Regions from separate parts of the Homo sapiens genome. Here region 2 is linked to region 1. A link is an interaction called in ENCODE POLR2A ChIA-PET data of the cell type or tissue named here. Cell type or tissue: GM12878. All regions are shown on one strand. Links, peaks and the distances in the headings refer to the core of each region. The heading gives the core; the rest is flanking DNA.

Region 1 (12,378 bases), core at 5,398-7,897:
CACCTTTGTAATCAGTTCTCTAAACACCAATCTATTCACTTTTCCCACCCATTCAAAACATCCCATAATTCCCAATATACATGGGCTTTTTTTCAGACCTAAATTTTGTTCCATTGCTCCATCTCTGCCATTTTAATTGCTATAGCTCTTTTTTCTTTCTTTTTTTTTTTTTTTTTTTATTTTTGAGATGGAGTCTCACTCTGTCGCCCAGGCTGGAGTGCAGTGGTGCAATCTCGGCTCACTGCAAACTCCACCTTCCGGATTCAAGCGATTCTCCTGCCTCAGCCTCCCGAGTAGCTGGGACTACAAGGCACCCGCCACCATGCCTAGCTAATTTTCTTTAGTTTTAGTAGAGAGGGGATTTCACCATTTTGGCCAGGCTCGTCTTGAACTCCTGACCTCGTGATCCACCCGCCTCGGCCTCCCAAAGTGCTGGGATTACAGGTGTGAGGCACTGCGCCCGGCCTTAATTGCTACAGCTCTTAAAATTTAAAGCTGTTCCTGGACATTTTCTCTCACAGATGAATAGTAGAATCCATTTGTCAAATTTCATTTTCAAATTATTTTGGTAACTTGATTAAATATGCAGTATTTTCTAAGCTGACAAAGAACACAATATAGTCTGAAGGTGGAGGTGAGTCAATGGGCTTTCCTCCCTCACTCCCCAAACAGCCCCCATTTCCACATGGCCTCCCTCTGACATGCAGCCCTGGTCACTGGCCAAGAGCAATCTGTCTGCCCATGCCAGAAGCCTTCCTCTCCCTCACTTTCTAGTTTTCTTTATGGCATTGGTCAGCAACAAATAATATGTCAACATTATTTATGCATATTTTAGATTTATTGTCCATCTCTTCTTGCTATAAGTGAAAACTTTGAGTTAAAAAGGGCAGAGCTTTCATTGATCTATTCACTGATCTATCTGCAAGGCATATCATAGACACTGAATATTCATAGAATGAATGAGTGAATTTGGAGTGATGGCATTTGAGATGTGAAATTTGCCATCTTATTTGAACACCAACCTTGGTTTTAGGGCTAACTCCCCTCCAGGGGTAAGATCCCTGGGAAGGTGCTCTCTGTTGAGGAAGAGCAACTTCCCCATGGAGAAAGGCCTTTGTTTGGTCAACACCACATCATTTCATTTAATTTGATCTTCTCAACAATTCTGGAAGGAAGACAATGCAGATTCACCTGCAGGTGGGAATGTAAATTGGTACAACCTTTTGGAAAAAGAGTTTGGTTTAATGTGTCTTAACCATGTTCTCCCCTACCCCTCAGTCAGAGACCACCAGAGCACACTGTAGGCTAATAAACTGGGCTTGTTCCTCATTGCAGCAAGGAAGAACGCATACCCTGGGGAGCCTTGTGTGTCCCACTCAGTAAGGTTGTTAGAAAGAAACGATGATAGGATTAGGGCTTGGGTGACCTGCAAGGGGGTTTGAGGAACCCGGGCTCTGCTTGGATGGATGCTGTCAGGAAGTGGGGCTAGCTCTAGGGTTGGGGGTCTTTCTTTACAAGCAGGAGGAAGGAAGCCAGGCAAGAGCTGCCCAGCAAGGCAGCCGCCATGCTCAAGCAGCCAGCACAGGGCATCGTGGCTTCTGTGGCGGGGATGGTGCATTTGTGCTCAGATGTGAGTCCAGAGGGGCTTGGTCCTGTCTCGATCCCTCATGGTCGGGGTGGACTTGCCTGACATGTTATGTTCCATGACATAGTTTACATTCAGCAGAATACCAGGGCCCAGCTCCTGCATGTCAGGGGCTGCTGTTCTCTTTCTCACTGCCTTTTAACCCAAGGAGTCCACTTTTGGGCATCAATCATAAGCAAATAGATACACACGCAAATGAAAAATGTAAGGCCGGGTACAGTGACTCACGCCTGTAATCCCAGCTACTCGGGAGGCTGAGGCAGGAGAATCGCTTGAACCTGGGAGGCGAAGGTTGCAGTGAGCCGAGATTACGCCACTGCACTCCAGCCTGGCGACAGACTCAACAAAAAAAAAAAAAAAGAAAGAAAGAAAAAATGTATGTACATCTCACCATTATTATTAACAGAGAAAATGCCCTCCATATATAGGTGCAGTAAAGAAGTTTTACAAAGCAAATACGTGCCACAGGCCATGCTGGGCAGGGCAGAGTGCAGACAAGGCTGAGGATGGCATGACCACGAGTGGCCACCATAAGCTGGTGTGTGATGCAGCCCTACAAAGATGGCTCACTGGCCCAGAGACACTCAAGGACAGTGCTAAATAGAGAAGTGAGACATACGACTATAAATATAGTGTACTATCAGTCATGTAAGGGAAAATCTTTATTCATTCAACAAATACTTCCTGAGGACTGACTCCCTAGGGGACAGACCTGCCCCTTGTCCGTCTTTTCACTGTGATGATGGTATAGGGAGATGACATAGAATGTCCTAGAGGGAGACTGGCTAAGTTCCTGGACCTGGCTTCATGAGGCATAACTACCAGCTGCTGAGGTCCAGAAATTGGATGTTTTCCCCATATACTCCAAATTGATGACGCTTCTGAGGACCAAACAATGACAACCAAGTTCGTGTTTTGGTGACTGCCAAGAGGGTATGGGCACAGTTGTAAATCCACTCTGTTGACTGCCAGCTGGGGATGACTTCTCCAGTGAGAGGACAGCTCAGTCGTGCTCAGGAACTTTCTGGTAGCAGAAAGACCTAATATTCGGCCTTGGCAGGGGTCAGGCTGGCCCCAGAATTAAAGCCAGGTGAGAAGGAGCATCTTGGACGAGAGTCACCAGGTCCCAGAGGGTGAGAGCAAATCCTGGGCAGGCTCCTGATCTAAAGGATGGATTTTAGGGGAGTCCCCAAACAGTCCATGTCCTTTCAGGTGACATGTTTTACATTTCATATCTACTGTGTAAAACAAATTATTCCCAATCTTAGAAGCTTGAACAACAATACTTCTTATCTCACAGCTTCCCTGAGTCAGGAATCTGGGTGTGGCTATTCGGGGTCCTCCAGAACAGGGTGTCCCATGGCATCTCAGGCACAGTACAACCCCACGTCTGGGTCTACTCATCTCCTGCAACGTATACTTTACATTCTGCTCTTTTTTTTTCCAGCAAGGCCTTTCCATGTCCACATCTAAGCACACACAGCAAGTTTCTCCGCTTGCTTTTTAAGTCTGAGTATTCTGGGTAATCCAGTAACTCCTGGCCCTCAACTTCCCAACTCCTGACTGGGAGACCAATCTGATCCACCTGTGCTGGTCGCAGGCCGGTGCCTGAGCCATGGCCTGTCCAGCAGGTCAGGTGAGCGGCTGCACATGCCCCCAGTACCCTGCACAGCATCCCCTCCTTCCTCGCCTCCCACTTGCACCCTGCTCTCTGAGTGTGCCTAGCCCTTGGCACGTCCTTTAATGCCAACAATTCCTTCCAGACCAGAGACACAGGCAGGGGCTGAATGCATGCCACCCCCTCGCAGGTCCATGGGGTTGAAAACTGGCCTTGCCCCCAGCCTGCCCTGTCCCAACACCCTGGCTCCTCCTTCCACACATTCCGAGTGTCACCCCTGTGGGTGTGAATGTGGGAATGAAACCAGGTGGAGACAAAGCCACTGAAGCAAATTCTGTCCCTTAAACCTGTGGAACCAAAGCAAGACTGGCAACTCTGACTCTCCTGTGCCTGCTCTGCCCTCCCAGTGACTCTAGCTCCCTAAGCTGGAACCCAGATACAGCTTCAAAGGGCATCCAGAGGCCACACAGGATGTGGGCTTATCTCTTGCTCTCATGCGGGGGAACAGCTTCCCAGTGTGAATAAGACATTTGATCAGCCAGTCCTGCTCAGAGCCCTAGATCCACCCTGCTCTTGCTAACCTGAAGAACAGACACTAGGCTGGACATGGTGGCATGTGCCTGCAGTCCCATCAACCTGGGAGGCTGAGATGCGAGGACTGCTTGAGCTCAGGTGGCCGAGGCTGCAGTGAGCCATGATCCAGCCACTGCACTCCAGCCTGGGTGACAGAATGAGACGCTGTCCCTAAAAAAAAGAACAGACACTGCAAGAAGCACTCTATCTTGTTATAAATTTCACCTGCCAAGAACTCCCTGCTTTGACCTGCTTGCCTGCAGGTCATTGGCCCTGAGCAGGTAGTCAATGTTCTTTTACCACTTTGTAGTCGCACCTCCATTTCTGTTGCCCTTATCCTTCTTCACATCCACTGGTAACTGTCTCCTGACTGAGTTCCTCACCACCACTACCTGCATCCTCTCCCCTTTCCCTCATCTAGGAAACATGGTGCTTTCTAGTTCTAACATATCATGATTTTCTGTCTCTCACCTACCCAAAACACCATGTCCTCAATTCCACATTAAAGCTAGAACTAGCTATTCATCTTAGAACCACAGAACTCAGCTATCTAGAAGAAAACAGTGTTGTGCGTCTCTCTTCAAAACTACATATATCAAGAAGCTTCAGATTTGGGGAAAACATAAAAATAGCTGATGTTGGAAAGAGTAGGGGTGGGGCATTGGGGAGGAGAAAGAAGGAGCCAAAAATTGGTAGGAGATGGCCATGAAGCATATTCTGTCTTCCAGCAAATGGTGAAGCCATTCTAGAAATACACTAATTACTCCACTCAGTCCTGGGGAGTCTAAATTTCTTTGTAATACATCTCCAACTAGAGGCATTTATCAGACATAAAATCCCCTAGACATCTAACTTGCCTTTCCAGGAAAAAAAAAAAGACAAATATAATTTAACAATAAACTTGTGTAGGAAGACAGACACTAATGGTGAGAGCTGCACATAGTTGGTGTTAATGGTAAATTTCTTGAAGTCTGATTATTCTAGTGTAATCAAAATCCTCCTCAATTCAAATAGCTCTTAGGCTCTCTTGACCCATCACTAGACTGCCTGAAAAGCAGGAAAGTTCAGTCACTTAGAGAACACATCTTAGGCACACTATTCTGTTGCTGGCACATGGGACACATGAGCTGATGAATTGAGTGTGCCTATGGGGTCAGGTTTGTCTAAGCAAAATCAAACGAACAAAGGCCTCTGAATGAGTAGTTGCCAGCGGCCTATGCAGCGACTACTTCCTCCCCACTCACTCAGCAACTTGGGCCACATTTCTGTATTGCAGGGTTGGAATGGACTTTGTTCAGCCTCAGTGAGGAAGGGACCAAACACATTTGTCCCAGGTTCAAGGAGATCATGAGATTCTCCCATTTTCCAAATGTCAACACTGGGGATGGTGTGTATACAGTAGGCACATTTCTGGGGAAGTCGGCTATCTCACCAAAATATTGCAAGTAATTGTTGATATTCTGGATGCTGACTGCTTAGAGGCATCTGCTGTACATATGACAATGCAAATTTGAAACATTGGCTGGCAGTGGCAGAGCTACTGATCCCAAACCCTGGTGGGGCTCTTTGACTGGTTTGAAGGTCAGGGTGGAGAAAGTTCAACTTTAGAGCTCTTTCCCACCAAGCTTTTCTTTTCTTATTAAATTCAAAAAATGTTTATTGATCAACAACTCAGTGCTAAACCTATGGGAGAACCCAAAGACTTAAAAACCTGGGGTCCTGCTCGCCAAGACATGTTAAATGAGATAATATAAAAATTCCCATTTCTGGTACCTGAAAAAGGCTTGGGGCTGGAGAGGTGACATCGTTCAGCTTGCTGACCTCATCAATCATCTGTCCCCAGACAGGCAGACAGATCTGTTGGAGAAGTCATCCTCAAAAGTAAGGCTGCAGAGCCAGGGTCTGTTTGAGAGCAATGGAATCCAATGGAAATCACTTCTCAAGTACACTTTATGTTTGGACATTTCTCAGCTCTTAAAGCTTCTGACATTGATTGGATGCTGGTATGGCTTTATAAACACTTGTCTTTTTCATACACTCTTAAGGATTCATGTCTCCTCGACCATTTTGTATATTCTAAAATAACTATGCCATAAAATAAATGAAACAATTCCCACTTACTGCATAGTTTATTCAGATATTGACCTTATGTTTGGGCTGAACTTAGCTATAATTGAACAAAGAGTGATAAGCCATCGTTGCTTAGTGATATTTTCTATCACCTTCGCTGAGGCTGCAGTTGGCATTCTGCAGGCTCTTTCCAACAAGACCATTTCTCTGGTACACAACTGAGCAATTACACTGACTGAGCTGAAATCCACAAGCATTTGCGGAGCACTGCTCTGTGCAGGGGAAGCTCCAAACACCTAGGTGGCAAAGAGGAGCAAGACCCATCCCTGACCCATAGAACCTGCCTGTAGCCCCCGGATCCTGCCGGCCCAGGGCAGGGGTGTGATGAAGTGGACACCAAGTGCTCTGAGGAGCAGTGTGAGGGAAGAGAAATTCTGGAGAGGGAGAAGGCCCCACATCCCCAGGGCAGGTGAGATGTGAGCTGGGTCTCCCGGGATGAAGGAGACTGGGCCGAAGGAGAGGGTAGGGAGGAGCACTCCAGTAAGGCAGTGAAGTTTGGTGGAGCACTGACCGGGTGGGAGGCAGGAGAGGAGGTGGGAGTAGGGCCTGGAGGGTAAGGTTACCAGGGGCTGAGAAGCCATTAGACTCTCAGCAGCAGCCCTGAGCTCTTGAGCCTGCCCTTTGTTTTTTATCAAGCCCCCCCCCCCACCATGTTAGTATCAGGGAAGCTCAGGGGATCCCTATTGCAAGTGGCAATTCCTCACCCTCCCCTTCTGCTTCATGAGGTCAGATATCAGCTGCCCAATATCCAGCAGCAACTTTTAATACCATGTTTTGTTTCTGAAGGTAGCAAGGACATGTAAGCTTGGGAGTATGTGAAAAAAGCACTGAATCGAGAGTTAGGAAACAGAAACAAAGTTTTCATCAATTATGTAAAGCAGCTCTCTGCCCCTGAGATTGGAAACCAACCTAACCACAAATGGGGCCTAGTTTTCTCTCAGGACGTCACGGTCTAAGACAAACAAATGCCATACAAAGGAGAGAAGTCAAGGCAGGGGATGTTGAAAGCAGAAAAGGAGAAGTAACTAACTCCTGTGAAAAGGAGGCATCATCAGATCCGATCCTACTTGGAAACTGACAGCTGAGCCTTCACTGTTCCTACTGGGTCAGAAACAAAGCAACACGAGTATGGTGCCTGCAACGGTCCCATTGACCCCCACATCCCATGGGGGTTTGTGAGAGCCCAGACAGATGCTGTGCACCCAGTGGGCTGCACTGCAGAAGAGGAGCCCTGAGCTCAGGGCATATCCAGAAGGAAACATCACCTGCTGCAGTGTCCTATTGCAAACACAGCTCTGAGATGCCCAGTTCAGGAGCGGCCAGGCCTTGCATTCCTGGATACCCAGTGTGTGAGTTTCCTGTGGCTGCCATAACAAATGACTATAAACCGTGTGGCTCAAAACATGTTTATTCTCTTACAGTTCTGAGGTCCCAAAGCCTGAAACTGACGGGTCAGCAGGGTGGTTCCCTCTACTGTCTGTGAGGGAGAATCGGCCAGGCCTCTCTCCTGGCCCCTGGTGGTTTGCTGGCAATCTTTGGCATTCCTTGGTTTGCAGACACTTCATCCCCATCTCTGCCTCCATCTCAATGACCTTCTTCTCTTTGTCTCTGCGTCTCTCTCTCTTTTCTCTTATAAAGACATCATTGGGTTTAGGGCCCATCCTAAATACAGGATGATTTCATCTCCAGGTGTTTTAATTACATTTGCAAAGACCCTTTTTCCAAATAAGGTCGCATTCACAGGTTCTAGAAGTTAGGACTTGGACCTATCTTTTTGGGGGCCACCATTCAACCCACTACCTCCAGGAAAGACCTGTAGGAGAGCAAGAGACGGGTGGAGGATTGCCTCTCCCATTGCTGAGCTTTCTTAACAAGAGAACGGTTTTTATGTCAGCCTGAAGTAGTGATCTACATGAGCAAAGACATGGGTCTGGAAAGAGGAAAAGAATATTTGAGACAAGGTGTCATACTTTACTAGAAGTGAGGAAACCCGGAGTAAATGGTGTGAGATAAATCAGCCTGCACACTTCCTAAGTGTCAGCACTGTTCTCGGAGCTGGGACAGTAGCTGTAAACCAAACAAAAACTCCTGCCCTCACGCAGCTTACATTCTGATCAGGAGAGACAGGAAACAATATTAAGAGGTAAATGTTCAAATATATTAGAGGCAGAATCTAGGAGAAAAGTATCCAAGGCAGAGAGAATAACCAGGGCAAATGCCTGAGTGGAAACTGTGCTTGCCATGCTGGGCCAGGAGTGAGGCTACTGGGTGTGAAGTCAGAAACCAAGAAGGCGCAGAGACTGGACCCTCCTCGCATGCTGACAAGGTGGCCTGCACAGCTCCACATCACATGCACATGTGTATAAAACACCAGACCAAGGCCGGGAGCAGTGACTCACGCCAGTAATCCCAGCACTTCGTGAGGCAGGGGCAGGTAGATCACGAGGTCAGGAGTTCGAGACCAGCCTTGCCAACGTGGTGAAACCCCATCTCTACTAAAAATACAAATATTAGCTGGGCATAGTGGTACACGCGTTTAATCCCAGCTACTTGAGAGGCTGAGGCAGAAGAATTGCTTGAACCTGGGAGGCGGAGACAGAGGTTGTAGTGAGCCAAGATTGCGACATTGTACTCCAGCCTGGGCGACAGAGCAAGACTCCATCTTTGGGGAAGAAAAAAAGGAAAAACAGACCTCTGAATCGGAGAAATGGACAGTTTATTACTCACAGTGAACACAGCAGCCAGAACAGTATCTTTAGTCACTTTCCCATGCCCCTATTCCCAAGAAGAGGGCATGTGGATCGTACCAGCTGGGCAGGCAGTGGGTCTGCATCCCAGGAGAGGGACCCGAAACTGGGAGACTTGGAGATTTTATCAGGGCTGTGGAGGACCTGCCTTTCTTCTCCTCCAGAGATAGATGACTCATTATCCAGCAACACAGAGGTCAGCACCGACCTCACCAGCAGCAGGCTCACAGGAGTGGCAGGGGCATTGGGAGAGTGGGAGGCAGCACAGGGTCAGCTCTTTCACGAAAACAGAGAAACGGGGCAGCTCTAGAGTGGGAGTAGGGGCACAGAGAACAGGAAGGAAAGGCGGCCGGCGAAGGTATGATATCACACCAGCTCCCACTGTGGGCACCCAAACCCAAGCCTCCTGGGAAAGTCTGGGAACTGTTAAAAATCCACACCTCAGCATCACCCTGCCAAGGGGTGGGGTGGGGTATGTACACATCCCCATCATTCCTTGATTGAAGGCTGCAGGAGAGTGGAGTTCATGCCAAGGCACTTGAGATCGACCATGGATGCAGCCAGGCAGAGGCAGAGGAAGGCCAGCCCTATCCCAGAGAAGGGCAGGACAGGGGTGGACATGGGGCCCAGGGCACTGTGGCAGTGCATACAGGGACCTGGGCAGGCACAGTGTCAGTCAGAGGTCCAGAGACCTGAAAGTGAGAGGGGCGGGACCCTTGAGGTTCAGGGAAAGAGCATCTTATACTTTTTCCATTTTGCAGTGACTTGGAGATTTGTCCACACCAGTGCACAGAGACGTGTCCTCCTTTTATTTCTTTTAACAGCCGCTTAATGTTTTATCCTAGCAGGAACCCTACCATGGGCCATTTAAAGTGTTTCAAATCTTAGGGGGCTGAGCCTGGTGGCTCACACCTGTAATCTCAGCACTTTGGGAGGCTGAGGCAGGAGGATTGCTTGAGGTTGGGAGTTCAAGACCAGTCTGGGCAACATGGCAAAAACTCATTTCTTAAAAAAAAAAAAAATTAGACCTGTAGTCCCAGCTACTCGGCAGGCTGTGTGAATAGTAAGGGGTCAGTCTGGTTGGGAGTCTGTCTGGCGGGGGTCTGGCTGGGGTCTGCCTAGATAGGTCCTGATTTGCTGGGGGTCCATCTGTCTGAATAGCTGGAGATGTGTACTCATTTGGGGGACTTGTCTGTCAATCTGGAGGATCATGTCTGACTAGCTGGGGTCCATCCATCAAGACATCAAGATGAGAGTCTGGCCGGCTGGCTGGGATGTCAGGATTCCATGTGGCTGATGTCTGCCTGTCTGGCAGTCCATCTGGTTGGTTAGGAGTCTGTCTGGCCAGAAGGTCTGTCAGCCAGCCAGCCCACCTGAGGGTGGGGGTGGGGTCTGAGAACTCTGTGTATCTGTTCAGCAGGGGATCTGTTTATATCTGTCTAGTAATCTAACTTAGGGGGTCCACCTGGCTGTCCAGCTAGCAGAGATGTCTGTCTTTTGGGGGCTCTGTTTGGTGGTCTCTCTGGCTGCACTGGTCTATCAAGCTGTTGGCTGGTCTCTCTCTCTCTGGCTGGGGATCCCTTTGTCCACCTGTGGACTGTATCTCTGAAGCTTTGGCTGTCTGTCCAGGTTGGTGGTCCATCTGTCTGTCTGCCTATCTGGAGGTCTTTTTATCGGTCTGCCTGGGGTTAATCTGCTTGGCTGTGGTTATGCCTGGCTTAGTTCTGCCTGGATGGCGAAGTGTCCATCCACTTCTCTGTGTGGTCCCCTGAGTGTCCAAGTGAGGGAGGCTCAGGTGCTGAGGATGGACTAGTGCTGTGTGGTGAGGAGAGCAGTCTCCGGAAGCTCATCTGTCCCTTCTCCCCTTCATAACTCAGGGGTCATGCCCCTTCCTGATCTTCTTTCTTGAATCTGCTCTGTGCAGCCTCACCAGCCACTATACCCTAGCTACCTCCTCCAGCCTCAAGCCTTGAATGCTACAGTCATTGGGGCAAAGCCCCCACATTTCCCACCCTGAGAAACTTTAACTTTGATCCAGGCCCACTGTTTCCATTCTGCGCACGGCGCTCAGCAGCACCGGGGCATCAGCAGTCCGAGCTCACAAGAGGCAACAGGCAGGAACTGGCGTTAGACTTACACCCGGGTCCACTCAGCAGGCGGGTCCCGGGGACCCTTCGGCCTCCCAATGCGCAGGTTGAAACCTGGGAGAAGAAGGGTGCCGTGGGTCTCATGGAGAAGCTGAGGTGTGTGGAAGCTGGCAGACATGAAGAAGGCCATCCCCCCGCCTCCAGGTCCTCCTGGTTCACTGCAGCCACATCCACAGGACTAAGCTCCATGCCCCATCAACCCCAGACTCCTGGGTTCACTCAAAGCAGCAAAGTCCCAGCAACCCAGGCTCTACCTGACTTACCTAGCCCACCGGTCTGAGCTCCACCCGCCACGTCCTCGTAGGCGCCAGATCCGGCAGGACTTTGGTCAGCAGGAACTGAGGGCAGCAGACCCCCCACGGGTCAGCTCCGGAAGCCCCAGGGAGTCCCAAGACCCCACCCCTAGCGGGGACGCTTCCCCGGAGGCCCGAAGGGGAGAGCCGAGGGCGCCGGGCGGGAGAAGGCACACACCCCGGACGTGGCCTCCAGCCTTTGGGCGCGGCCAAGACAAGTATTGCCAGGAACCCTGCCCCTGGACCGCGACTGCGACCGCCAGGGGGCGCTTCCGGGGCGTGGCCAGGGACGCCTGGACATCAGCGTCGGGGCGTGGCCAGGCTAGCGGCTGGGGTCCCCGCGGCCGCCAGGGCCTGACGGACCACTGCAGGATGGTTCCGCCCTGCGGATCACAGCAGGATGATGCCCTGAGAAGGAGCAAGCCTCGACTCACCGCGGCCAGGCAGCGTCCCCCTCGCGTCCTCCGCGTGCGCCCCGGGTCGCTGGGCGCGCGGCGTCACCTTGCTGTAGAGCGGCGCCTCCTCCGCGCTGCGCGCCCCCGTCCCCGTCCCCGTCCCCGTCTGCGTCCCACTCCCGGCGCCCGCTGGAGCCCCGCGCTTCTGCACCACCGCGTAGGTGTCAGCCATGGCGTGGCCCGGGGACCCGGGCACAGAGATGCTCCTGCAGGCAGGGAGGGCCGGGAGGAAGTGAAACGGCGGCGCTGGGCAGGGCGGGAGTGGGGAGGCTGCTCAGCGCGCAAACCACGGGCTTCCTTCCCGCCGAGGCGGTGCGCTAGATGGGAGGGAGGGCTCCTTGGGTTGGAGGCCTCGCTTCTGTGTCCCTAGCGCCCTGCAAGTTAGGGGGATGAAGGAGGAACGGGGTCAGCCTGGAGGGTAATTTGGGGCAGAGTGTTGGTTTGAGGGGTGGTCATTTCTGTGTCAACGTCTACTGAACAAAAGAATGCGGAAGTGGCATAGAAGACAGGAAGGGATGGCCGCAAGGACAAGGGCCTTAAGTCTCCGCTGCGAAGGCGGCTCAATCCCATGTCCGCAGCACCCAACGTGCGGCCTGACAAGAAGGCGGCGTCTAGAATTATTTGCTGAATTTTTTTTGTTGTTTTTTTGAGACAGGATCTCGCTCTGTCGCCCAGGCTGGACTGCCGTGGTGCGATCTCGGCTTACTGCAACCTCCACCTCCCGGGCTCAAGCGACTCTCCTGCCTCAGCCTCCGGAGTAGCTGGGATTA
Region 2 (12,378 bases), core at 4,634-7,133, 1.1 Mb before region 1:
TCATCCTCCTGCCTCAGCTTCCCTAGTAACTGGGATTACAGGCACACACCACCATGCCTGGCTAATTTTTTTTTTTTTTTTTTTTTTTTTGTCTTACTATGTTGCCCAGACTGGTCTCAAACTCCTGGACTGAGGCTCTCTTCCTCCCTCAGCCTCCAGAAGTGTTGAAATTACAGGTATGAGCCACTGTGCCTGGTATGTGGTTGCTTTTGAATGTCCTAGTCCTAAACATCTGGTTCCCAAGAAGGAGAAAAGAAAAATGAAGGCAGGAGGAGGTGCTGATCCATAAAAACCTCCTGGAAGGTGTGTACCCAGGGAGGCAGTGAGGGTTGAGGAGGGACGTTGCAAACATAGCAGTGGAGATTGCAGCAGTGGCTGCCTGCCTCTTTGTCTGCATTTTCACAATCAACAGCAGCCATCATCAATCAGAGCACAGATCCCCAGTATTTGGAGGATGGGGCTCTTATTGCCCGCTCTGGTTCCTGCAAGCTATAGGGAAGCTACTGCAGAAATGTATGCATGGCTGCTTGCACCACCAATTTAAATGCCACTTTCTTCTGAAAACACCCTTACAGACCTGCCAGGAAATAATGTGTAACCAGATATGAGTGCATCCAGTGGCCCAGACAAGTTGACATATAGAATTAACCATCAAAAGTCCACCCCTTGTCAACCTGGCACCCATACACATCTCCTTAAACCATACTTACTCTCCAAATAAACACAATAACCCAGTGTTATTGTGTTAGCAGTGGAAGGTGTCCGAGTTAATAGTGTTAGCAGTGGAAGGTGTCCAAGTCACTGGCAGTGAATCCGGATGGGTCTTCAGCAACCACAATTCTTGGTTCCTCAGAAGAAGGAATTCGACTGAGGAGCATAAGGCAGAAAAAGAGACCAAAGCAAGTTTCAGAGCAGGAGTGGAAGTGTATTTTAAAAGGCTTTAGAACAGGAAAGAAAGGAAAGTATGCTTGGAAGAGACCTAAGTGGGCACATGAAAGTCAAGTGTGGTGTTTAACCTTGATCCTAGGACTTTCTAGACTAGCCCCTTTCCCATGATCCTTCCCATAGGGTGGGCTGCCCACATGTACAGTACCCTCCTTACCCTTGGGAGTTCCTAAACACATGCAGTGTGTTTAGGAAACTGTATGCATGCCCATCTGAGGTTTTCGGGTGGGGTGCCCCTGGAAGGTCATACTCCACTACTTTGTCTCTTAATGCACATGCCTGGGAAGTTGATTCTCCCTGGAATCTGCATTCAATTAACACTTTAGTGAAATAGGTGTGGCCCATCAAGAAATGGCCTGTCCCTGGCGCCAGCTGCCAATTTATCACTTTTATTTTTTATTTATTTTTTGAGAGGGAGTCTCTGTCACCCAGGCTGGAGTACAGTGGTGCGATCTCGGCTTACTGCAACCTCTACATCCCAGGTTCAAGCGATTTTCCTGCCTCAGCCTCCCAAGTAGCTGAGATTAGAGGCATGCGCCACCACACTAGCTAATTTTTGTATTTTTAGTAGAGATGGGATTTCACCATGTTGGCCAGGCTGGTCTCAAACTCCTGACGTCAGGTGATCTTCCTGCCTCAGCCTCCTAAAGTGCTGGGATTACAGGCGTGAGCCACTGCGCCTGGCCAAAAGTAGGAATTCTTGACTGGGAAATAATTAGATATATTTCGGCACCTTGTGACTTGAGAAAATTATGCTAGGAATTCTGGCTTCGGGAGTCAAGGGAAGCTAGCTTAATTTTTACAGTGAAGGCTACATAAGAGGCCTCTCTCCAGCGTGGTGGCTCACACCTGTAACCCTAGCACTTCAGGATGCGGAGGCGGTCCCATCACTTAAGCCCAGGAGTTCAAGATCAGCCTGGTAACACAGTGAGACCCCGTCTCTACAAAAAAATTTAAAAATTAGCAGGGTGCGGTGGCGCATGCCTGTAGTCCTGGCTACTTGGGATGCTGAGGCGGAAGGATTGCTTAAGCCCAGGAGTTAAGAGGCTGCAGTGAGCTGTCATGGTGCAGTGCACTCCAGCCTGGGCAATATAGCAAGACCTTGTCTCAAAACAGAGAGTTCTCTCTCATTTATATTGGAAATGTCAGGGTTATTGGTGAGAGCTGGCCTTTAGGGGATCTAACTTGCTCTTGGATGTCCAAGGGGAAAGGTATAGATTTCTCCTGACTGCACAGGGCCTCTGCTTGTGAGTTGCTTGCACAAGATGATCAGAATCTGACTTACCTCGGATCACGGGGGCGCTGGTATATCCTAGCGGTAGATCGTGGGAGTGGGCCACGAATGGGATCCAGGGAATGGGATTGCCTCGGGGCAAGGAGGACGATGCGGAGGTGCAAGGGGCAGGGGTGGTGTCAGGACAGCCTGAAGCTGCGCTGCCAGAGGCTCTGGGCCACGTGGTCAGAAAAGCATCTGGAGTTGGCCTGTCAGCAGGGGAGTGTGGCCCAATGGCAAAAAGTCAAGGGCATCCTAGGAGCTGAGGAGGCGGGGGCAGTGGCAGTTAGGCCAAACCACTCTGGAAGCATCCAGGGGTGGAGACGAGAATGTGCAGGAGCTCCTGCCTCCAGCCTGGCCTCCCTCCTCCTTGTGCCCCAGACAGAACTGCTTCCCCTGAGTTGCTCCAACTCCAGTCTTTCCCCAGAAGTCCCTCACAAGTGCCTCCTGGCCGGGCCCCACCAACTGCATTTTGCTCTCATCCCAGCAGTCCCATTTTCTCTACAGTGAAAGTTCTTGGCAAAATTTAAATCCCGTTTTATTGGCGAGGTCCCTACCCTGCTACCTGGAAGTGGCTGGAACCTAGCTGCCCGCTGCTGCCCTTGCTCCCCAGGCAGAAGCCACTGAGCACCAGCTGGCCTTGTGGCCATCGCTGTCCAGGTCCCAGCCCCCAGGACCCTGACCCCTCACTCAGCTTTGCTGTTCTTGGTTCTCAGTGCGTTTTTGCCTGCCCCCCACTCCTGGCCAGACAGTTCAGCCCCCAGCAACTCCCGCAATCCTTGGAGCTTCTGGAAGCCATAGACTTGGCGGCACATGTTCCCGGTGGTCAGCTTTTCTTTGAGAACAGGGTCTCACTCTGTCACCCAGGCTGGAGTATAGTGGCGTGATGAAGGCTCACTACAGCCTTGATCTCCTGGACCCTGACGATCCTCCAAACTCAGCGTCCCAAGTAGCTGGGACCACACATGTGAACCACCATGCCTAACTTTTTGAATCTTTTGTAAAGACAGGGCAAAGTCTACTGTGCCTCTGAGAGAGGAAAGCATAGGAAGCCAGAGGCCCAGGCCTGTGGACACTGGGGGGAGGGGCCGACAGGGTGCCCAACAGTTGTTTCTGCAGCCCCCGTGTGCTCAGGGACTCTGTATAGGTGAACCTCCTAGAGACTGAGCCCAGGTGCCAGAAGACTCAGAAGCAAGGACATGTTTATTCAGATCCATGGTCGTTACAAGCTTCATTTTTGGTCACAGGCCCTAAAATGCCATTATTCTCAGTTTACATCAAAATACAAAGCCCAACATTTACAATTTCAAAAACATTAAAGCAAACCCCCAAAACCCCACACCGAAAACAAAGGCTTGGTTTGGAAATCACCACTGAGATGCTGTTCTCCCTCGCATGTCGCCTGTGGGGTGAATGAAGGTGAAGACCCCGTGCTGGTTTCTGTCAGAGAATCTGTAGTTGTATATTTTGAATACTTAAGTACCACTGAACGGTTGCCATGTCTTTGAGCACTTGATGTTACTGAAGTGACAATGCTTCTGACCATCTTTGGCTGCAGAGCAGAAACTGGCAGAATCCGACCCCATCGACCCAGCAGTGTCCCCAACGCCTGAGGACCAGCACCCATCTGTGACAAGGCACAGGGGTCCGCGATGTTGGCCACTGCTTTGGGTGATGTGCTCAATGGCTTGCGGTCTGCGGTGAAGCACCTGGGCTCTGGGAGGGTCTTAGGCTCCTGAAACATGGAATTCTACGGCCCAGTCTTGGAACAGCTGGGAGAACATGAAGAACGCACCCCAGAGTGAAGAATCAGGAGAGCCACTCTCTGGTTTTCTCACAACTCTAGAAACTTTGATTCTTTCCTGGAGTGGAGACTTAAGCCACCGTCCTGGTCCCACACAGAGAGAGGAGGCGCCACAACCCACTCTGCCTACCTCAAGGCCAGCCAGTGGGGAGGCCAGGCCCAGGCGGCTCTTGGCAGGCTGGCTCCCAAGCTTGGTGCAGCAGAGTAGCCAAATGGGCACTGGAAAAAAGGCCCCGAGAGCTGGCTTGGCCATGAGTCCTTGGCAGAGGGAGGGAAAGGCCGGCGCTGAGCTCTGCGCTGTCACAGAGCGTGGCTGTTGAGCCCTGGTAGCCACTCCTTTGCTGGGGCCCAACTGCCTTCCTTTCTTGGTTGTGTTTCCTCCAGATGCCTCTGCGGCTGCAGGAACCCCGCTCCAGAAGCCTGAGGATGACCGTGTTCCCTCCTGGAGGGGCTTCCCAGGTCCTCTCAGCCCAAGGGTGGGGCTGTGTGGCAAATCCCTCCAGCCTGCTCTGAAGGCAGCTGCCACCTTCAGGGCTGGTGCAGCTTCCCCCGCTCGGTCAGCAGTATCATGGCAGAGGCGTAGAGGACGTAGCCCAGGGTGAGCAGCAGCATGCATGGGAGGGGCCCGACGCAGAACAGAGAGGCCACGAAGAAGGCCAGCAGCAGCGAGACCAGCGTCCGGTAACTGCCCAGGAAGCGCAGGCTGAGCCTGGGGCCGCGGGTGTGGCCGGCCACCTGCCTCCGCCCCACAGGACTCAGCAGGTGCCTGCTGGCCAGCCCAGGTTCTGTGAGGTGGTAGCGACAGAAGCTGCCGAGGAAGTCATCCCGGGAACACAGAGCCGCCATCTGTCCTGCGAACTGAAGCACAGACAGAGGCATGAGGGTGTGGGGTGGTGGCACCACAGGCCTCAGGACAGCAGTACCCCGCCCTCACAGGCCACCCCAGGACTGCACCCCAAGCAGGAGCATCTAGAACCCTCTCTGAAGAGGCCAGGCCTGCCCTCCTGCCCACTCTGTGGTTGATGGCAGACGACAGCCTGAAGAGCGTGTGGACCAAGCTGGCGATCTCATAGCTCCAGATGGGCTGCAGCTCCGGGTCCCCCTGGTACTCAATTTCAAACCTTCGCAGCCCACTGATGATCTAGAAAGCCAGGCCATGGGGTCGGGTCAGAAAACACAGCCCCGCACACAACTCAGAGAAGCCTGATGGCCTCTGCTCACGAGGCAGGAGGGAGCTGGGGACGGGTCAGGGCCCAGCCCATGTGCCTCTGAGACACAGGTCTCTCACCTGGTACCGCCCCAGGGGCGTAAGGATGAGTCCGTTCTCACCCACGACGCAGTCGGGGAGCTGCTGTTTTCCATTCTCATCCTGGGTGATGCCCAAGGCGAGTGTGAACTGCCTAAGCTGCGCTTCGCTGAGCTGCCAGAGAGAAATGCCACTGCCCTCAGCATCAAGATGAAGAGAGGGGACCAGTCTTCACCCCACCAGCCTACAACAGTGGCAACAAGGGGACCCAGATATGACGCTTGGGGTGTGGGCCTGCCTCCCACAACACTGGGTCCATATGTGTGGGGCCTGGGACTGGTAGGTGGCTGACCACAGGCTGGGTGGAGTGGATCCTTCAGGGAAGGGGACCCTGATGGCGGTGGGGCAGGCCCCATAGCTCGTACCCGGAATATCTGGCGCAGGTACTCCAGGGCCTTCTCCAGGTATTCATCTGTCTTCCGGACACTGTCTTGCCCCATCTCGTCCAGGTCGTTGGCTGTGTAGGAGCCACTGGTGTCCATGGAGCTAAAGCCCAGCCATGAGAGGAAGGAGTGGCCAGCCGGGCTCTCCGCACACTGGTCGGAGATGGACTTGGCTGTGTGTTTGGCCTCTGTGATGAGCTGAGCGAGGCGCAGGACCTGCAAGGGAGGCGTGGGCAGGTCACCAGCAGGATAGGCCTGTGCTGCCACCCAGGCAGCCCCAAGAGCAATGCACAGCCAGACTGCTGAGCGTCAGGAGGAGTGGCTTCTGCCAGAGGACTTTTAAAGACTAAAGGATGATCTTCTACATTTGAAATTTCCCAACAAACACTGCCTTCGTTATCAGGAAAAAATTAGACTTTACTAAAATGGGGGAAGGAGATATGGCGTCAAATCTACACCCAGCCTCCCTCCTTCCTGCCAGATCACAGCACTTCCCGGGTTCTGCTCAGCCCCATGGCTCCAGGGGCCCTGAGGACAGGCACCGCCAATCCACTCACCAGGGTGCGGGCCTCGGGCCCAAACATTGGGGTGTACTTGCAGTCCTGGCCCTCCAGGCTGTAGACGTGGCTCTTCACCTTGAAGGAGGCATCAGTGACCGCTGGTGGCCAGGGTGACAGGAAGCTCCCAGTGAATGTGGGGGCCGTGAAGAGTCGGTGCTGGCGGTGGGGGATGACCAGCTCTGGCTCCAGGAATAGCTGCTCACCTAGAAGGCAGGAGACGAACTGGCACCCACTTCCCCGGGGCAGAGTACCCGACTGCTGCCCTTAGGATTCTGGGGTGTCTCTGAGGTGTCTGGGGAGCCCTGACCCAGGGGTGTCCTCCTGAGGCCCTGCCTGGCAACATCTCCCACACAGTAGGTGGCTGACATGGGGAGGGCGGATGGGGGAGCTGCTGGCTCACAGAGCCCCTAGCAGTGTCTGCAGGAGGTAAACAACAGGAGGATCGACAGAAACCAACGCCCAACCCAGCCAGGATGAATGCAAGGCAGAGACCAGGCTCACCTCCTGAAGCGGCCACCACGAGTTGCCAGGGTTAAACGGCGGGGTCACGGGGCCGCAGCTTGGACCGTGCCGGCCCGCTCTGTGAGCACACCTGCGATCCCCCACCCAGTGCCTGGTGGCTGCAGGGCAGGCAGGATCCAGCCAGTTTCAGACTTCACCGCACAGATGTGTCCCAGGAGTCTCCACAGCACCCTTTGCCGGGGCCCACTCTGGACGTGTGGGTCCCTCTTAAAGACCAGCCACCCCCAGCTAAGGGCCTGGCCCTGGTCTGGCTGGGTTGACGTCTACCCGGCTGGCCCAGGCTGAGGACTTACCTTTCTGAATCATCTCAGCCAGGTTGGGCTGGGCAAAGACTTTGGCCACTCAGAACACCAGGAGCGCATGCTTGGGGCTAACCAGGTCTGTGCGGAGTGCGCGGTTCAGGAAGCCCACAACCAACTTGGTGTACATCAGCAGGTTCTCCTGGACAAAGGGCGCCCTGGGGACCAAGGTGGCAGGTTGGCGCCAGCCTTCCAACTGGAGGCGGGGTCTGCGCCGGTCCATGCCCCTAATGCCCTTGCTCACCCTTGGGCTTTCAGACTCTCCCTAGCCAAGGTGACAAGCTGTCACAGATGACAGCTCAGGGGGCCACGGGCAGGCAGGGAGGGCAGGACAGAGGCAGGTAAGACCCAGGCCCTCTGAGGACGCCACATCCTTAGCAAGGCTGAGGCCCCTTTCCAAGTGGATGGAAGCCACCATGGCAGAGGCCAGCCCAGAGCCTGAGGGGGCTGAGGGAGGATCCCCCAGAGGGTCCAAAGGGGAATGCCTTGGGCAAGGAGGGGAGGGGTCAGTGGCCATGCCAGGTGCCACGGAAGCCTGGGGTCTGCTGTGAGGATCAAGCAGGGGATGGGGGAAGACGGCTTCCCTCATCCCCTGCTTGATCACTGCTGCTCTGCTCTGTGCTGATGAAGATCAAGGGATAGTTTCGGGGTGGCTGAACACTCGTCTGGGACAGAAGGGAGAGGGGACAGGGCAGGATGGGTCACCCACGGCTTCCATGAGAAACCAATTCTAGGGCCTGGCAAAGTTGAGCCTAGGAAAGGCTGGTCTGTGTTCCGCTCGGCAGGGGCTGGGAGAGGACTTCAGGAGGCCACGGGGGCCAGGGCCAGGCTGACCCCAGCACAGGCCGCTGGCTTGGCCTCCACCCACTGGAACAATATCCACCTGGGGGAGCCAGTGGCATGTCTGTGAGAGGGGCTGCGGCTCACCATTTCTCCGACACACACCGGGGCTGGGAGTCGCTGCCTGAAGCCTGCTTGTCAGGCGCGTACCGCCACGGCTGCAGGTAGCTCAGCCACATCTCCAGGACCTGTGGGGGAGGTATGTGCTGAGGGCTCAGTGGCTGGGGGCCAAATCCTCCGGTGGCCTGGAGCCCAGATACCAGGCGGCAGCTGGGTGGGACTGACTCTTCCCACTTCCCCCAGAGGGCGCAGGAGAGACATGCACAGCCCTGTGAGGTTTGGCTCTCTTGCTGGCCCTCCAGAAGCCAGGGTGGGCTTTTCCCAGCCCAGGGGTCAGAGTACTCCCTAGTCAGGTAAGGGTAGGAACCTGCCCTGCACCAGACAGGTGGGACAGGGCAAGGCTTTCCTGAGGGTTGGCTTTGGAAACTCAAACAGAAAGAACAATGTGGCCCTCCAAGACCCCCTCCTTGCCAAGGCCTCTGTGATAACACTTGCTCTCCTCCTTTATCTGCCCCAAAGGACCTCCCACCTCAAGGCACACAGAGGACACAGGCACACGTGTGACGGGGCCAACACTCACAGCTCTGAACGATGCGTCCAGGGGCCAGTGGCCAAAGCAATGCTCCAAGAAGAGGTAGAGTTTCTGCTGGATGAACCTCGGGACAGCGGCCCTGCAGGGGATGGGGAGGGTCACCTGCTGCTTGCCCAGTAAGGAGGCCCTGCTCACAGATGATCCCAGGGCTCCCATTAGTGAGGGTTGGCTCCACCGTGGGAGAGCACTGGGCACCTCCGGGAGGTTCAGCCCCATTCTTCAGAGGAAGAAACCAAGGTTCAGAGAGGCTAGGGAACATCCCAAGGACACACAGCACGCAGGCGGCCGAGTCAGTGCAGCTCCTGCACACACCTCACCCTCAGTCCCATACAAACAGCCCACTCCGCTGGCCCTGGCAGTCAGGGCCACCCCAGCTCTTCTGACAGGGTTGAAGAATATGAGATGCAAGAGATGGCAGCACAATGGGGCCTCTCTGGCCAGTCTGGAGAGAGAGGCTCTGGGAGCCAACTGGGCGGGGTGAGAGGACACCTGCCTAGGCCTGGAGAGGCCTCACGTGCTCTGTGAACAGAAAGGGACTCCCCTCACCCTGCCCTCCATGCCCTGGGGAGAGGTCGCTGTGGGTGACACCTTAGGAGGGGAAAGTGGGGGAGACGGCAGTGGTGGGAAGCCGCAAGGGCCACCCACCGTTTGAACTCCTCCAGGGGGCTGGTGGCGTGGGAGTGGGCGGAGGGTGAGGCCTGCTCTGGCTTCAGGCTGTTGGCAAAGGCGTGCAGGTGCTTCAGCAGCAGGCGCACCACCAACACATGCTCCTCAGTAGGCGTGAACGACTCCTGGGTGGAGAAGGAGGGGTGAGGGCCTGGGAAGGAGCGCGGCACCCATAGCACTCGGCCTCCAGGTCTGACCACATCCCGCACCGAGCCAGTTGCTCTGCTTCCCCACAGGAGGCACGAGCCAGGCCGGGAGTGGGGCCACCCCATGGGGCACCACTGTGCCTGGCACCCAGCAGACGTGCCTTGCACTGCTTGGTCTGAACTGTGACCAGCTTGTGGTATGGAAGTGCTTGGCCCAGCGCCCACACAGCCCACCCCGGGGGAGGCCTCACTAAGACAGACACATCTGCAGAGGGCCTCCCAGGCCTGCTTCTGCACTGCTGCAAATCCGCAGCGGGTGGCACAGGCTGTGCCCTTGGGCACTGGTGCCTGTCTTGATCCCCAGGGCAGGAGAAAGCCAGCATCACCCACAAGCTCTGGATCCAGGGTCTCCCACCTGCCTCCCAAGTGTGTGCAGAAAGCACATGGAACCCAGGTGTGGTGCCTCGGACCTGTAATTCCAGCACTTTGGGAGGCCAAGGCGGAAAGATCACTAAGAAGTTCGAGATTAGCCTAGACAACATAGGGACACCCTGTCTCTACAAAAAATTTTTAAAAGTTAGCTGGGTGTCGTGGTGCACACCTATAGTCCTAATGACTCAGGAGGCTAGGGTGGGAGGATCTCTTCAGCCCAGGAGTTTGAGGCTGCAGTGAGCTAGGATCGTGCCACTGCACTCCAGCCTTGGTGAGAGTTAAGACCTGGTTCAAAAATAAGAACCCCACGGCTTCACTTTCCTCCCCAATTCCTTCCACCTGCTCCTCATCCTGGACACAGCCAGATGAGAACTCGGCCCAGTAGAAGCCCCGGGTGTCACTTCCTCTGTTGCCCAGGGACCTGTGGTCAGGAAAACCCCAAGACAAAAGCACAGTCAGGCATATTAGGCCAAACTTTTTTTTTTTCTTGAGACAAGGTCTTCTTCTGTCGCCCAGGCTGGAGCACAGTGGCGCGATCTCAGCTCACTGCAACCTCCGCATCCAGGTTCAAGCAATTCTCCTGACTCAGCCTCCTGAGTAGCTGGGACGACAAGTGTGTGCCACCACGCCCAGCTAATTTTTATTTTTCATAGAGATGGGGTTTGACCACGTGGGCCTGACCTCAGGTCTCCCAAAGTGCTGGGAATACAGGTGTGAGCCACTGTGTCCAGCCTAGGCCAAACTTTTTGATTTGTAACATACAAGCAGGATCCTGGAGATCTAGCCGGAGAGGAAAGCCTTTTTGGTGGCCATGGGCTTCCTCTGGTTGCTTAGCACTGGGAGGGCAAGTGGGAGCATCGAGAGTAGACGAGGGCAGGGAAGTGGGGGTGCTGAGGGCAGGACCCTGAGTCTTGAGTGGACACGCTCGCCTCTCCACACTTGTCCCCTAGCCCTTTGGGCCTTAACACATCTGTGCTGCTGAGGCTGGTGCAGGGCCCAGCCTCTGGGTATATCCTGGGATGCTGTAGACCCCACACGGGCCACTGCCCATATTGCTACCCACTCAAGTCTCCCCGTCAGGAAACTGTCCCCACAGGTCCAAGTGACACACCCCAGAGATCAGTGGCTGAGTCTGAAGATGGAGCTATGGGGTGGAAGGCATTCTTTTTTTTGAGACAGGGTCTCACTCTGTCACCCACGCTGGAGTGTAGTGTCGTGGTCTGGGCTCACTGCAGCCTCTGCCTCCAGGGCTTAAGGGATCCTCCCACCTCAGCCTCCTGGGTAGCTGGGAAAACAGGCACACACACCACCACACCAGGCTAATTTTTGTATTTCTTTGTAGAGACAGGGGTCTCGCCATGTTGCCCAGGCTGGTCTCAAACTCCTGAGCTCAAGCAGTCCGCCTGCCTCAACCTCCCAAAGTGCTGGGATTACAAGCATGAGCCATCGTGGCTGGCTATTTTTCTCTCTGTATCGTTAAGTCTTTGGGCAATGAATTTGCATTGTTTTGGAAGAAAAGGCCAGGTGCAGTGGCTCACACCTGTAATCCCAACACTTTGGGAGGCCAAGGCAGGCGGATCACTTGAGGTCAGGAGTTTGAGACCAGCCTGGCCAACATGGTGAAACTACGTCTCTACTAAAAATACAAAAATTAGCCGGGTGGGTGGCACATGCCTGTAATCCCAGCTACTCAAGGGGCTGAGGCAGGAGAATCACTTCAATCTGGGAGGTGGAGATTGCAGTGAGCGGAGACCATGTCAATGCATTCCAGCCTAGGCAACGGAGTGAGACTCTGTCTCAAAAAAAAAAAAAAAAAAGACGGAAGGAGAAAAGTATGAGACATAATACCTGTATCTATATTGCCTAACTAGAAGGGCACCAGTGGGGTGGGAAGTTAGACCAGGATCTTTCTCCTCTTCCAGTCTCAGCCCAGGCCCTCCCTCCAATCCTGGCCTGGGATTCTGAGCCGTAACATCCTCCCTGCAGCTCAGGGGAGGGGAAGACCTCCACATGGGAACTGGAAAACTGCCTTTCCCTGCTGGTGCACTTGCCCCACACCACCTGGTCCTTCTGAAGGGTCTGGAGGGCCCACTGTCCACCCCTGCCCCCGGCAGTCACATGGAACCCTCTCAGGCTATTTTCCCATAGGTTTGCTGAGCCAAACTTCTCCCTCAGCTCTGCACCCCTCCTGGGCCATGTTCCCACATGGAGTCCCTGGTCACAGTCACCTGCTTGCTTCTTAAGGATGTGTCCCCAAAGCCGCACATTTCCCACTGGGCTGAGACTCACAGCACCTCAGCTCACCCCACCTGGGTCTCGCTGGTCACCTTCCCACCATGGGGTTTGCCAGATGCTTTCTGGACACTGTCCTCCCTCCCTGGCACAAGCCCTCAGGTTCCTCCTCTCCTCTGCAGTGGCTCCTGCGGAATGAGGTGCCCCCGTGTGCTGTGGCCGCCATCCAGCCCACCAGCGCTAAGGGGCCAACACATTTTCTCATCTTGTGCTCAAATTCCTGTTCAATCATGTGTGCTCCTTCCCAGGTGAACGGGA

Evidence for each region. Peaks named below come from ENCODE experiments on the same cell type or tissue, not always from the same donor. Only the 100,000 strongest peaks of a DNase experiment are listed, where the experiment ranks them.
Region 2: POLR2A ChIA-PET joins it to region 1 with 5 read pairs; 2 of 35 experiments call an interaction of 5 or more read pairs at or near these places.

What each region holds. Positions count from the first base shown.
Region 1 is chr2:130,371,693-130,384,070 of GRCh38, reverse strand. PTPN18 (protein tyrosine phosphatase non-receptor type 18) reads right to left here. Exons shown (of 15, transcript NM_014369.4): 13 at 11,588-11,814; 14 at 11,124-11,198; 15 at 8,666-10,914. The coding sequence ends at 10,847. Among named protein-coding and RNA genes, the nearest start is that of PTPN18, 22 kb to the right of the region's middle. RefSeq lists a silencer at 11,138-11,887 and an enhancer at 11,614-12,241. In GM12878, for the core only: a CTCF peak has its summit at 7,447 (motif pointing left); a DNase peak (open chromatin) is centred at 6,890; H3K4me3 peaks cover 1,764 bases; H3K27ac peaks cover 1,877 bases.
Region 2 is chr2:131,512,599-131,524,976 of GRCh38, reverse strand. It overlaps the pseudogene SMPD4BP and a transcript of CCDC74A not described here. Among named protein-coding and RNA genes, the nearest start is that of CCDC74A, 9.1 kb to the left of the region's middle. RefSeq lists an enhancer at 2,669-3,393. In GM12878, for the core only: no CTCF peak of the experiment used is centred there; no DNase peak of the experiment used is centred there.